2 separate regions of the Homo sapiens genome follow, and region 2 is linked to region 1. Evidence: chromatin contacts called from ENCODE Hi-C or POLR2A ChIA-PET data. All regions are on one chromosome and are shown on one strand. Each heading gives the region's core, a stretch centred on a gene start or an enhancer-like site at or near the end of the contact. The rest is flanking DNA. Distances are from core to core; before and after follow the strand shown.

Region 1 (7,281 bases), core at 3,167-5,666:
GGGAGCCGCAAAAATCGGCAGATTGTGCTGGCCACAGACCAGTCACATACATCAGTGTACACACACAGGAACACTGGTCCATGTCTCAGCATATAGTGTGACTTATGCATTCTGCTATTTTTTTCTGTAGTGCACATACTGGAAAATAGGTTTTTACAATAAGCTTGCTTTGTAAAACTTACTTCTGAATTATGACATGCATAGAGAAAAGTGTACAAATTATAAGCATCTAGTTCAAGGAAATTGTTAGAAAATGAACACATCCATGTCAAGAAATAGAACATGGCCAGGTGCAGTGGCTCACACCTATAATCCCAGCACTTTGGGAGGCCAAGGCAGGAGGATTGCTTGGGGCCCAGGGGTATGACACCAGCCCGGGCAGTGTAACGACAATTAACAAATTTTTATTTAAAAATAAATAATAAATAGAACATTACAGCTTCCAGGAGCCTCCCATGTGCCCCTCACTCCTCCCAAAAGGATACCACCATTGTTATCTTCTAACACTGTAGATTGGTTGTGCCTGGCTTTGAACTTCATATAAATGGAATTATTTACTATATTCTCTTTTGTGCCCAGCTTTTCTCTTTCAGCATTATATTTGTGAGAATTCATCTTTGCTGTTGCATCTATAGTCCATTCATCAATTTATCCAATCTGCATTTGTTCAGTCAACATTTGTATTGTTTCCATTTTGGGGTTATTATAAATCTGCTTGTACATGTCTTTTGGTGCACATATGCATGTGTTGCTTTTGAGTATATAATAGGAATGAAATTGCTGAAATCATATGTAATTTCACAAGCAGTGTGTGAGAGCTCATCTGTTTATTGGCCATTCAGTAGAGTGCCTTTTCAAATTTCTTGCCTGTTTTTCTACTGGGTTTTCTGTTTTTCTTCTTGATTTATAGTCCTCTATATTCTGGATATCAGTTCTTTGTTGCTTATACATGTTGCAAATATCTTCCACTGTGTAGTTTGCTTTTTTACTGCCTCTGGTGTTATTTTAACGTACAGAAGTACTTAATTTTAATGGAGTTCAGTATGTCGATCTTTTTTATTATGGTTAAATGCTTTTTGTATACCATTTAAGAAATCTTTGTCTATATTCTAAAAGAATCTACTTAGAATTGATTTTTGAAAATGGTACAGCAAGTTTATTTTTTCATATGGGTATCTGTTGACCCAGCATCATTTTTTGAAAATACTTTCCCATAGCTTAGCACTGCCACCTTTGTCAAAAATGAAGTACCCATATGCACAGATCTGTTTCTGCTCTCCATTCTGTGTCACTGGTTTATATATCTATTCTTGTACCAGTACCACACTACCTTCATGTTTGTATAAAAATCTTGATAGCCAGTAGAGCTACACTTTCCAACTTGGACTTTTTCTATAAAGAGCACCTATGCTATTCTTGGCCCATTCCATTTCCATATAGATTTTAGAATCAGATTGTCAGTTGCCACATACATGCACACAAACTTGCTAGGATTTATATTGAGATTGCTTTGAATCCATATGTCAATTTGGGAAAAATCAACACTTTTATGATAATGAGTCTTCACAAACATGGTACCTCCCTCTATTTAGAGCTTCTTTAATTTTTCTCAATATAATTTTCTGTTAGAGATCTTGCTCATGTTTCATTGGATTTACTCCTAGGTATTTGATTTGTGGTACTATTTTAAATGGTATTTGTAAATTTAATTTTCTCTTTGTTGCTAATACAAGGAAACATGGTTTATTTTTGTTGACCTTGTTATCAATTACTTTCCTGAATTTATTTATTAGGTTCAAATAATTTGTAGATTTTTTTTCATAACAATATTTCAGTTCAGTGTAGATGCTTTTTTATTTCCAGTGTACCTCATCATGTCATCTGCAAATAATGACAGTTTTACTTTTTCCTTTCCAATTCTCATGCCATGTATTTATTTTTCTTGCCTTATTGCACTGTACAGTATTTCTGGACATAATAATAATAGGCATTTATGTCTTGTTCCTGATCTCAAACAGAAGAGTTTTTACCACAAACTCACTCTTAGATTATGAAAATGAAAATTTTTACTGGTGTTCTCTTTAGTATACACTTTATTTTTCCCCAAGATGAGTTTTCAATTTGGGAACTTTTTTTTAAGTTTTAAGTGGTGATTTATGAGCTAGGAGCTAGGAAAATGATATCTGATTTTTTATTTAAATGAAAAGGAACTAATGTTTATCACAAGACTGCTACTCCTCATTTTAACCTTGTGAGGAGGTTTTGCCTTGGCCATTTTACAGAAGGATCTCATGGCTGTACATTTGAACAAGGATTCAAACAGATCTGTCTGACTTCAAAACCCATGCTCTCTTTACTGCTCCCTGATTCCTTGGTAGAATATTGAACGTGAACCCACGAGGTCGTAAAAATACCACTTTTGTCATAGATGACCGAGAGAAAAGTTGCTAAACTATTATTGCCTCACAGGTATATGCAGCATCTTTTCCTTTCCCCAGTAACCTCCTACCCCAAATCTCTTTATATCCCTGTGTTTTAGTCCATTTTCATGCTACTGATAAAGACATACCTGAGACTGGGCAGTTTACAAAAGAAAGAGGTTTGTTGGACTTACAGTTCCACCTGGCTGGGGAGTCCTCACAATCATGGCAGAAGGCAAGGAGGAGCAAGTCACATCTTACAAGGATGGCAGCAGGCCAAGAGAGGGCATGTGCAGAGAAACTCCCATTTTTAAAACCATCAGATCTTGTGAGACCCATTCACTATCATGAGAACAGCATGAGAAAGACCTGCCCCCGTGATTCAGTTATCTCCCACCACGTCCCTCCCACAACACATAGGAATTATGGGAGCTACAAGATGAGATTTGGGTGGGGACACAGAGCCAAACCATATGACACTATCACCTGCCCCATCCCACCTTTCCCTGATTTCCATTGCCATGGAAAGGAGCCCTCTGGGCCTGCCTGTGGCCCTAAAGGGCTGCAGCCCTCCTCAGCACCGGCCCAGCACCCACTGGGCCCAGTATAGGGCATTCTCCAGCCTGTGCTGTCATTCTGTCGCCTGTTGTCTGGTGCTGGGAGGTAGGATTGAAGGCTTTCCTCCTGGGCGGGCTGCTCAGGTTGCAAGGTAGATCCTATATTTTTAAGCCCTGTAGAGTCTCAGCTGTCCCATTTTGAGGGTTATGCATCCTACATGGGTTCACAGAATCCCTTTCGCTGAGACTTGGAGGAATGAAGAGGACAGAGAGGGTCGAGACCCAAACCGAGCAGGCCCCGGAGGCCTCAGGGCCCTGGGGCTGAAGGGAGCTCCCTAGCCCGAGAATGCCCCTCACTATTCTCACACTCCACCTTTTGCAGCCCAAATACCCATGGATGCCCCAAGAGATTTCCCTATGAGACAGAAAATTCTAGAACACCAGGAACTCTCAAAACTAGATATTTCAAAACTCTTAAAGACCTTAAAGAGTAAATGTTTTCATTGTCGATTTAACATAGAGTTACATTAAGCAGCTAACACTTTCCCTTTCTTGAATAAGATTTCCTGTCTGTCACGTTGCCATTTGCTTTCTTCATGTTTTTGCGATGGACTGCAGCTCCCTCCATTCTGGGGAGCCTCCTGGCGCTGCAGCAATCCAGCATGACTCGGAGCTCTTTGATTTTCTTTCCCAGTTACTTTATAGCACATGAAGATGTGTTCTTACCAGTGACAGAGGGTCGGTGAGAATGACCATTTTTGTTTTCCGTATATCTGTACCTGCCACATCCATACCTTTCTCAGAAGGTCCTGGAATGACTCGTTTCTCTCTCTGCCTCTCTGGGTATTTCTCCAACCACAGGTTTGCATCCCCAGGGGGAAGCCAGCTCTCTGGTCCCTCATGCTAAGCTTTTTAAGCAGATAGTACTGCCAGGCGGTCTTTAAACCCAAGGAGGCTTGCCCCTTCCCAAGACTTCAAGGAGTTCTAGAAGAGACTGTGATATTCAGGCCAGGTCCCTGTTTGATGAACAGGGACACTCAATTCCTGGCAAGTGGGGTGAGCGCCTCCAGCCCTCCCCACCCCCATACCGGTGTGCTGGCCCAGACCCAGGGCATATTCAGGTACTTAAAGTAGCAAATGTCTCTGCTGTAAAAACCCTCACTCCGGTACTGAAAGCCCAGAGCCCAGGCTCAGGCCACAGAGGTCTGAGATATACTCTCAAGGAGGTTAGCCCATAAAAGAAACAGGTCATAGGACTGCATGTTGGGTTTGAGCCTGAAGAAAGGTGCCCATGGTTGTCATCTTCTGTGGCTGCCTGGCAGGTAACCAGATGTGCTTGGCTCTCTTAGCTTTTGGCTGTGCTATCTGTGGGGTAGTGTTTCTGATCTGTCTTCACTGCCACTCCCAGCTCTCTGAGGCTTTGTGGCTTTTTCTTGGTGGTTGGGCAGGAAGCCTCTAGAGCCTGAAGGAATTGCTGTGCTTGATGACAGGCACAGGCTATCAATGGCTATAAATCGCCTAGTGGCTGCTTCACGTATTGAAGAAGAACATGTTTGCTGTCTGTTCTGCGGATGCTTCTCTGATGGCCGGAACACAGCTGCGAAAAGATTTCGTAGAGTGACTCAGAGCAAGCGCCCAGCTCATGCCCACTGAATTAAGCAAGAGGAAGTGGCCAACTTCCGCAGCTGCTCTGAAAGCCCAACACAGCAAGGCCTGGCTGAGATGAACAACATAGATCATTCCACTGACTTTGGGCTACCCCCAAGCCAACCCCATGTGACCCCACACCTACCCCAAAGCTAGGTGAGACCCAGGGTCCACCCTCCAAGCCCGGGTTACCAGTAGGGGGTAGGTGCCAAACTGGAGAGTAGACTGTGATGAATGGGTAGCAGAGATGGCAGAGGACATGGCTCATCACCTGGGGTCGGGGACCCCGCTCTCAGCAGCTCCCTTCCCTGAGTGCCCTGGCATTGGTGTGTCTGTGTGTTCGCGAGCCCTGGCATGCCACTGCGGCTTCACAGTAGCCTCCTGGGCAGCGGCTCATCAGCTTCCAGCACAGCCTTTGTTGTTCTATAAATCTGTTAATGTTTGTGCTACCTAGAATAAGAAGGAAGGAGTCATTCTACAGAGAGGATTTATTCTTCCAGGCGCCAAAACCTTGTTCCTTACGATTATGTCCTGTTCTTTAATGGGGTCCCCTGTACTCCACAGTGTCATTCGCCTCCACACTAGATGTCCACACAATGCTGTGTATTTTCACTGATTTTGCTGGGGCCCTGCCCTGTCTTTGTCTCTGCCTTTACAGTCAGGGCCAGTTGTCACTTCTCCGTGGCTGTCCGGAGAACCTGTAGCACCCTCTCCAGCCACTCCAAGCATGAGGCTTTGTGGGGAGCGTGGAATCTGTGAGGAAGCCGAGGCAAGCTGTTAGGATTCTGTTCAATGGGAGGAAAGGCTCTGAGTGAGGTGGGAAGGAAGGACTTCCCAGGAGGCACACTTGGGTTCCCGGCCCCACCTCTGCGCTGGCTGCCCACAGGCCCTGCTTCTGCCTATTTCCTGGTTCTGCTTCATGTTTCAAAGACATAAGATCAAATGTGATTAAGTTTTAGGTAAGCAAGATATTGTGCTTATTATTGAATTGTTCTTCTTTAGTTTAACAGCCCTCCAGTTTAATCTAAATCTGTTTCCTGTCATTAAGTCTTTGGTGTAGATAAAAGATCAGTTAGCTGGTCGCTATCTTTTGTGTCATAAATCTTCTAGGAAACCATTGTTGTGATTTTTCATTGTACCGTTCCTGAAGAGGAAGGAACTTTTCATTCCTTTGGGCTTTTTTCCTGGTGAATTTCCCAGCTGTTAGTGTCATCGAGCTTAACTCTCACATCCTTAAGGCAGCATTAGCCTCAGAACCACCAGTACCTCGCTGTGTGCCCTGGGAGGCAGGTTATTACCCTTGGCTTCATGACCCATGGACAGTCCTTGCAATGGAAGGGAAACACATTTGTGGGTAGAGTGTGGAGAATGTGTGTGAAAGGCTTTCCTCGCCCAGGCAGTAAGTGCTGCGGAAACAAGCCACTTTTTATGCTAATAAGATTTGGACAGGGGTTGGGAGGTAGGGGAGTGAGTGTGTGTTGATCTGATTCCCTGTGCCCAAGAGCAAGGACAGTCACTTCATCCCAGCCCCTGCACAGTGTTGGGAACACAGAGGTGTTCAGCAGATGCTGGACAAATGTCTCCTGGGAGTATGCAGTATTTGCTCTTTTTTCCTCTCATGTTCTGTGTTCCTAACATTCTTCTATTTTGGCGGGGTGGGGAGGTAGAAGGTAGGCAGAGTCTCACTCTGTTGCCCAGGCTGGAGTACAGTGGCCCGATCTCTGCTCACTGTAACCTCTGCTTGCCGGGTTCAAGCGATTCATGTGCCTCAGCCTCCCGGGTAGCTGGGATTACAGGTGCCCTCCACCACGCCTGGCTAATTTTTGTATTTTTAGTAGAGATGGGGTTTCACTATGTTGGCCAGCCTGGTCTCGAATTCCTGGCCTCAAGGGATCTGCTCACCTCAGCCTCCCAAAGTGCTGGGATTACAGGTGTGAGCCACCACTCCTAGCCTCTTCTATTTTTTAATTACACCTCTAATTGTCTCTGAATTGTCACTGAATTAATTGTCTCCTTAATTCAGTGCAGAAGGTTTTCATAATAACACTAATATTTATGGAATAGTTAACAATAGGTCAGAGCTTATAATGTTAAATAAGATAACAAAGTTTATCTCATTTAATCCTCACTAGAATAACCCTGCGAGGTAGGTAGAAGAAGTTAGAGAGGTTAAGTAGTCTGCCTAAGGTTACCCAGGTTGTGTGTGGTTGACAGTGCCCTACCTTTCCCCCCTGACTTTAGCAATACAAGAATACTGGCAAGTTGCTGCTGCCCTCTGGGCTCTGTTATAAAGTGAAGCTGCCGATCCACAATGGAGAACCCACTCCTGCAAGGCCAGGCCTCCACAGAGGCCAGAGGCCAGAGGCCAGTAGTGGTCGGGGTGCCCAGGAAGCTGGGCTCAAACAAGGGTAACTTGCAAGAATCTTCAGGAAGCCCTTATATTCAGAATTGTGTTCTGTGCCACATGGGCCCTTTCCCACCATCAAACTTAGAAAACGACCCCTAGGAAAGTCCTCAGAGTTCATGGAAGGGCGCTGAGAAGTCTGCCCACACCCTCGTGGGTTGGAGGACCAGTTTCGCCAAGTGTTCTCTGGCCCAGTTGTAAACATCATTCGTTTGCTTGTCCAGCAAACATTATTGGACGCCTATTAGTGCCA
Region 2 (7,281 bases), core at 3,075-5,574, 610 kb before region 1:
AGGAGTTGGAGTTCAGCTTGGGCAACATAGCAAGACCCCATCTCAAAACAAAACAAAACATGCCTGGAGGACATATTGGGTCCCTTGCTCACAGCAGCTCTAGCCGAAGCCCACTGTATCTCAGGCTGGGGTCAGGAAAGCAGGCTTACCAGGGCACACCAGCTTGTCTTGGGGGGTTTGAAGGGCAAGGTCACCAAAGTGCCTGACTTCCTCTGTAATAACAAAGGGCATGAGATGTATCAATGAGTGGAAGTGACAGAGGACAGGAAGAATAGTCTGTTCAGAAACAGCAAAAGAGGGCCGGTGTGGTGGCTCATGCCTGTAATCCCAGCACTTTGGGAGGCTGAGGCGGGCGGATCACTTGAGGTCAGGAGTTTGAGACCACCCTGGCCAACATGGTGAAACCCCGTCTCTACTAAAAATACAAAAATTAGCTGGGCATGGTAGCAGGTACCTGTAATCCTGGCTTCTCAGGAGGCTGAGGGAGGCAGGAGAATCACTTGAACCCACGAGGCGGAGGTTGCAGTGAGCCAAGATCATGCCAATGCACCCCAGCCTGGGCAACAGAGTGAAACTTCGTCTCAAAAAAAAAAAAGCCTGGCACGGTGGCTCACGCCTGTCATCCCAGCACTTTGGGAGGCCGAGGTGGGCGGATCATGAGGTCAGGAGTTTGAGACCAGCCTGGACAATATGGTGAAACCCCGTCTGTACTAAAAATACAAAAATAGTAAACCCCATCTGTACTAAAAATACAAAAATTGGCCAGGCATGGTGGTGCACGCCTGTAGTCCCAGCTACTCGGGAGGCTGAGGCAGAAGAATCCCTTGAACCCGGGAGGCGGAGGTTGTGGTGAGCTGAGATCACGCCACTGCACTCCAGCCTGGGCTGAACAGAGTGAGACTCTGTCTCAAAAAAAAAAAAAAAAAAAAGAAACAGCAAAAGAGGTAGGGAGCTACCTGTTGCTGAAGGAACACGGTTCTTCATAGCCTAAATAACTCCCCCACTATGAGCTGTCAGATACCACACTCCTGGGATGAGAGGGAGGTCCATGGGGGCAACTTCTGCCCCAGGGCTCATCTAAAAATGCAGATTCCTCTGTTTTAGGACTTAGCCTCGGCTCCATCATTGATCCAGTGGGTAACTCCAAGTCCCTTGCTATAATCTCTAGGTTTGCTTTTTTGATTTGTTAAAAGGAGGGTTATATCAGAAGTTGAACCTGTAAATGTGTTGATTTTCAGTTCGTTTTCACCTACATAGACATCAGTTTCATATGGTTCAACTCCATAACTGTCCTACCCACCTTGTACATGAAAATGAAGCATGAGTCAAAGGCTCACTGCCATGTACACAGCGGGCATTCAGTGAGTGTTTGGGAAATTTAAGTGGTGGTTCTGGAACCAGATGGGCATGAGCCTTCCTCACCCACTTCTAGCAAAGGCACCTGCATGGGAATAACGTCAGAAAACAGTTCTTTTTTTGTTTTTTTTTTTGAGATGGAGTCTCACTCTGTTGCCCAGGCTGGAGTGCAATGGCGTGATCTCAGCTCCTGCAACCTCTGCCTCCCGGATTCAAGCGATTCTCCTGTCTCAGCCTCCCGAGTAGCTGGGATTACAGGCGCACGCCACCAGGCCCGGCTAATTTTTGTATTTTTAGTAGAGACGGGGGTTTCACTATGTTGGTCAGGCTGGTCTCGAACTCCTGACCTCGTGATCCACTCACCTCGGCATCCACCCACCTCAGCCTCCCAAAGTGCTGGAATTACAAGCGTGAGCCACCGCGCCCGGCCAGGCAAAGCAGTTCTTAGAGGGAAATTCACATTCATCAGTTCCTTCTGGGTGTTTGACCTTCCCGCTCCCACAACAGCCTGAATCCAGAACTGTCAAGTCTGGTTTTCAGCTATGGACACAGTCCACTGCCCGAAGGCCACCATCCAGACGACGGGGAAGCCTTGATGGCCTTTCCGGAGCCACTGCCCGAAGGCCACCACCCAGACGAGGGGGAAGCCTCGATGCTTAGAGATGGTACAAGCCAGGCTCTCATTGCATCTGGGTTTCGTGGAAAAAACAATCCTCTCGAGGGTAACTGGAACTTAATGGATGCGCCGCAGGTGGAAGGCGCTCTGTCCCCCTGTTTACGATGACGCATAATCCCTCCAACTCTCTGAGAATGTGACACAAAGGAGGGGGTCACGGTGGCTGAGGTCAAGGAGCCCTTCCTCTGTGAAGGGCGGCCCCAGGTCTGCGCGGCGGTGAAGACAGACTGGCAGTGGGAGGGAGGGAACCCGACAAAGAGTTGAGACGCGTAGTCCTCGGGAACAGCACTGTGGAAGTCCCCCGGATTGAGGCGCGCCCGTCCAGTGGAGAATGCCACCTCCAGCCACTGGGGCGCCTGGGGGCAGGGCGGAGACACAGCGGGCGTCCCTTCGCCGCTGCATAGGAGGGCGACCGCTGGGCAGCGGGTGTTGGCGCGGTATCCCCGCCCTGCCCAGCATCTGCCCCACGTTTCTTCAGGCTAAACTACCGGGATCCCGGGCTTCTTCCTAAAGTAAAACTCGCTCCGGAAAGGCCAACAGTCCAGCGGCCAGACGGGCACCTGGGAACGCGGGCCTAACGCGTACTGGAGACGGAGTGGCGCCCGGCACTGCGCGCCTCCTCCCCGCCGGGAGACTGCGTGCTAAGCTCAGCAAAGCCCCGCTGTGGAGACGGAGCCATGTCGCCCATTACCTAATGAAACTGAGAAGGGAGACTCAGTCTCTCTTCTAGCCCCGAGCGCAAGCTCTGCTGGACTTGGCATCGTCCGCCCTCCACGATCCCACACTCCGGGTTTTCCCCATTCCCAGCTCGGCTGCAACCGAGAGACAGACGGAAGAAACTGCCAATGGAAGGACGCAAAGCGTCAACTTTGTGTTCGCCCGCCACTCTCGGCCAATGTGCGCTCGTGTCTCCGGAGTCCCGCCTTCCGTGTCGGGCGCCCCCTTTTGGCAGCACAGGGACGAACCCTACGTCTCGCCATCTTGTGTGTGGCACAGGTAAATTTCTGGACTATCTTTCCACCTATTCTGGTCCTTTTTCCCACACAACCGATTTCTTAGTTCGACAGCTAAGTGCGGTGGCGATAAGGCCAGCGTAGCCTGTTGTTCTCGGATCGCCCACGTGAGCTAGATCGCTACGTCACGCCACGCTTGCCGAGCCCGGCGCCATCTTGAGTGTGGCGTTTTGATGCTCCCCTTTCTCGGGGCTCCGCATGGTTCTCTAAATGGTCCCCCAAATTTCAGGTAGTCCCCAAAGATTAGCCCAACTGGCTCCAGAGACGATGATTTTTCCCGAGGAACTCTGTAATGTTCATGTGCCCATCGCAGTCCAGCAGTGGGGTGGGAGAAGGGTAGACTCGATGGCCCGGCAGGCCCCTGGAGGAGGCTGCCCTGAGGCTGTCGCGACGGCAGTGACCGCTCGGGACAGACCCTAACTAGAAACCTAGAATGAGGGGACCGCTATGCCGTGCGGGGCCCGCGGGCTGTCCCACTCGAGGGCTGGAGCCGGCATCGCGCATCGAGTCCGCTTGATACATGAATCCGTGTGTGCTTGGGACGGTGCCCGCTTGTCGACTGACTTGGCCGACGGACGCCGGACCTGATGGTGGGCAATCGAGGTCGCCTGCCCACAGGACTAGGGGTGCCCTGCCCTGGGAGGGCGCGAGGGCATGGCAGAGGGACGGGGCGGCCCAGGTGCCCGGGTCTCGGCCTCGTGACCTCGTTGCTCGTCGTGGGGCTGCCGTCCACTTGCACTGGGACAATCCTTGGTCCAAGGCGCCCAGGCGCGGGGGGCGGGCACCTCCGCGGGCACTGCGCTGGGCACCGCCCGGGGCGAGCGCGGCCCAGCACCCCGCCTTCCCCTCCCCCGCGCTGGCAGCCGTCGTGTGCCCGCCGCCCCCTCTTCCCTCCCCCTCCTTCCGAGCAGCCGCGGGGAGGGCGGGAGAGGGAGGGAAGGGGGTTGGGCGGGCAGCTTTGCCGCGCTTTGGCTTTCTGCGTCAGCAGCCCCAGCAAAACAGCTGCGGGAGCGCGCGTCCGGAACGCGCTCGCGCACCCCTCCCCCGCGCCCTCGGCCCTGCTGAGACCCGGCAAACTCCGGCCTTGAATGACAGTGCGATCGGCGACTGCGCAGCGCGGGACGCGCCGGGGCACTGCCGCTTTAAGCACGCTTGTCCATTGTTCGGAATCGAGCCAATGAGCGAGCGCCCGCTCCCTGCGCTCAGCCAATAGCGGCCGGGCATGGGAAGCCGAGCGCCGCCCACTAATCTATATTAAAGCTTCTGGCGCCGCGTGAGTCCCCCACTGGCTGCTCTGAAAAGCCATCTTTGCATTGTTCCTCATCCGCCTCCTTGCTCGCCGCAGCCGCCTCCGCCGCGCGCCTCCTCCGCCGCCGCGGACTCCGGCAGCTTTATCGCCAGAGTCCCTGAACTCTCGCTTTCTTTTTAATCCCCTGCATCGGATCACCGGCGTGCCCCACCATGTCAGACGCAGCCGTAGACACCAGCTCCGAAATCACCACCAAGGTGAGGCTGGACGCCGCCCGCCCCCTCGGGGTCCGCGCGCCGCCGCTCGGGCGGTGTTTGGCGCGCAGCAGCTGGACTGTCTCAAGCCCGCTGTTGCTCCCTCTCGCGGGGAAACGGCCCGCCCCCGGCGCGGTGCCCTCAGGCAGCCCACTCTTTGTGTGGTGCGGGGGAGGGGGCGGGAACCGCCGCGGGCAGACGTGATGCCCGTCGGGGAGTGGGCCGGGCGCCCTCGGGGGCCGAGGGCTAGGCGCGGAGGCCGGCTCACGGCCCTCGAAACTCGTCTGTGGCCGGTATGAGTGGCGGCGGGAGGAGAAGAGCCTGGCTGGGGGTCGTCGGCCCGCCGGGCGCACGGAAATAACTTTGAAACTCAAGCGCGTTGGGAATCGGAAGTGCTGGGGGGCGCGTGTTGGGGCGCGGGCCGGCCGCGGGAAGTGGCGGCGAGCGCCCGCCGGCCGCGCTGCTCTTTGTTCGGCGCCAGGCCGGCGGTTTCGCGCCCTGCAGCGGACCTGAGGTGGTTTGTCTAGACTAAGTCCCGATAAGGCGGATGGGGCGACGGGCTGGCTGGCCGCGACGTCGGCCGTCCCGGCGGAGGTGTGACGGGCTTATCCGCTTTGGGCGCTCTGGGAGGCGGGGGTGGGCGCCCTTCGAGGTGAGTGCGCCGGGAGCGGCCGCCCAGCTTCAGTCATGCACCCGCGGTGCCGGGCTTGGCTGAGGAGGCGAGAGCCCACGCGCCGCAGGGAGGAAAGAGAAAGTGAAGCGCGGCGCTGGGGCGACGATGGGCGCCCCCCGCGGCTGCCCGGGAGCACCGTGTGCGCCGCAGCTCGGGGCGACGCGGGCCAACACGGCGGCCGCGACAGGCCAATGGTAGGGTCGAACTGGGGGGGCGCCCGGGCCCCGTGGCGGGTTCACTGCCCTCGGCTATGAGGTCCTGCGCGGCTGGTGCGGCTCCGCTCCTGTTGTCGGCGCCGCCTCGGTCCCACTGCCCGCCCTGGGTAGCGTCTCCGCCCTTGGCGGGAGCGGGGCGCTCTCAGACTGACTGGCTCTTTCTTAATATTTCGGCCCTCGTCCGCGCCCGTCGTGCCCCTGCAGGGATTGGCGCGAGTCACCTTGGCGTCTCCTTAACCCTTGTGTCCCTGGCGTCATCTCTGACTCTCCCAGGGGCGACTTCTTGGCAGAGCGGAGCTCGGGGCCCGGATCTCCACAGGGGCTCTCAGTGACCCCTTCTGGACTCAGTCCGGGAATGAGTTTGTGGGGTGAGAACACCGTCCCCAGTGCGGGGCCTGGCTGTTCGATTTTCTCCGAAGCACCAAAAGGTGACTTCCCGCGAGGGCGATGAGTAGTAGCCCGAGAGGCGCATCCCCGACAGTCTCGGACCTACGCAGCCCGGTGGACTTTGGGGCGACCTCCCGTGGGACTTGGCCCGCCGAATGCAGACATTCGGGCCTGCCGGGGTGGCGGCAGTGGGGCGTCGAGTCGAGAGCCCGGCCGACCGACGCGCGACCCGCGCGCGTGCCACTGCAAGCTCTGCCTGCCGGCCGGGAGTCTCCAAGGCAAGGGACGCACTCGGCGGCCCCGGGCCACGTGCTCCCTGCGCGCGGTGCGTGCCGAGGCCCGCGCGCAAAGCCCGCCGGGCGGGGGATGCGCGCCTGCGCGCCGCGACCTCCCTGCCCCCACTGCTCCCCGGGGCTTCGGCCGCCAGGGGGCGAGAGCGGGCGGAGCCGGGGTCCGCGGAGCGGAGCGGGGCGGGCCGGACTGAGAGGGCCGACAGGTGGCCCGGAGCCGCTCGCCGGACAGCGGCCGAGGGGTTCCCGCAGGCCCGGACGCCGGACCTCTGTTGGTATTGGTGGCCGTGTCGTGTGGAAAAAGTTACCGGGCGCCCGGGGCCGCGCTGCCTTTTGGATCCCGGGCGGAGTCCCACCCCCGAGGTGCTGTCGGGATCCCTAGCCGCCGCGGGGAGGCCGGGAGTTGGTGGCTCCGGCGGCAGGCCCCGGCCTGGGGCACCGCCAAGCAGCGGTTTGCGGCCTCTAGGAACAGCGGTCGGATTTGGGGGGTCGGTGTGCTTTGGCTTTTTTAGATACCTGTCCTGGCCGGGGCGGTGCGGCCTCGCGGGCCTTCCAGGCTGGCGCGCCTGTGGGGCTCTCCCCGAGCGCAGGCCCCTCTCTCTTTGCCTTATTTATTTTTGGAACATAACCTGCCGCCTTTCTAGACGGCTCGAGGGGCGGGCTCTTTGCACTTGGAAGCAGGCTGATGGGCGTGAGTGTCCGGGGCTCGTCCACCCGGCCGGACGGGCTGGGGGCTGTGGCGCCACATGGCTCCTTTTTCCTGGGAAGCGCCAGGGGGCAGTGGGAACCGCCACCGGGGCCGCTGTAGCGGGCCTTAAAGGATGGGAAACCTTGATCACAGATGCCCCCCGCCGGCCTTCCTTCCACCAGACCAGTGGGAGAGGGACCGCAGGGGCATCAGGCCTTTCTCAACATGCGACTCTTAATTTGGGACGGACAGAACAGCCGTACAGACCAGTAGTTCTCAGCGCCTTTGCTTACCCTGGGTTGCTCAGAAGACTTACTGGTTACTGGTTCCTTCTTCCCTTTTGAAGGACTTAAAGGAGAAGAAGGAAGTTGTGGAAGAGGCAGAAAATGGAAGAGACGCCCCTGCTAACGGGAATGCTGTGAGTGTCTGCTTTGCTCCTGAGCCCTGGCAGCTACCGCCCCACAAAATTTTTCCTGTTCT

What was found. A loop is a pair of places that touch in the nucleus more often than their neighbours do. ChIA-PET counts read pairs that join two places held with the same protein, here RNA polymerase II (POLR2A). Pooled maps may share reads with other maps.
Region 2: a map of naive thymus-derived CD4-positive, alpha-beta T cell shows a loop between it and region 1 (7-fold over the local background). The contact joins the promoter of PTMA here to the enhancer-like site in region 1. A Hi-C loop is called at or near these places in 1 of 168 maps with a recorded cell type or tissue (naive thymus-derived CD4-positive, alpha-beta T cell) and 7 of 50 pooled maps. POLR2A ChIA-PET finds 5 or more read pairs at or near these places in 3 of 52 experiments (CD4-positive, alpha-beta T cell, HEK293 and activated naive CD4-positive, alpha-beta T cell).

Annotation. Positions count from the first base shown.
Region 1 is chr2:232,311,160-232,318,440 of GRCh38, forward strand. All of the region lies in intron 14 of DIS3L2 (DIS3 like 3'-5' exoribonuclease 2), which reads left to right. Among named protein-coding and RNA genes, the nearest start is that of ALPP, 64 kb to the right of the region's middle. RefSeq lists an enhancer at 4,210-4,379. Within about 2 kb of position 4,417, at least 22 of the 41 ENCODE cell types and tissues checked have a DNase peak (open chromatin) inside an H3K27ac peak, as active enhancers do; they include CD4-positive, alpha-beta T cell, where a contact is called at or near this core.
Region 2 is chr2:231,704,201-231,711,481 of GRCh38, forward strand. It overlaps PTMA (prothymosin alpha), which reads left to right and starts at 4,325. Exons shown (of 5, transcript NM_002823.5): 1 at 4,325-4,551; 2 at 7,148-7,219. The coding sequence starts at 4,507. RefSeq lists enhancers at 2,457-3,095, 3,735-4,372, 4,373-5,011, 4,374-4,433, 5,012-5,649 and 1 more and silencers at 3,734-4,133, 4,654-4,833, 5,264-5,573, 6,064-6,473, 6,514-6,603 and 1 more.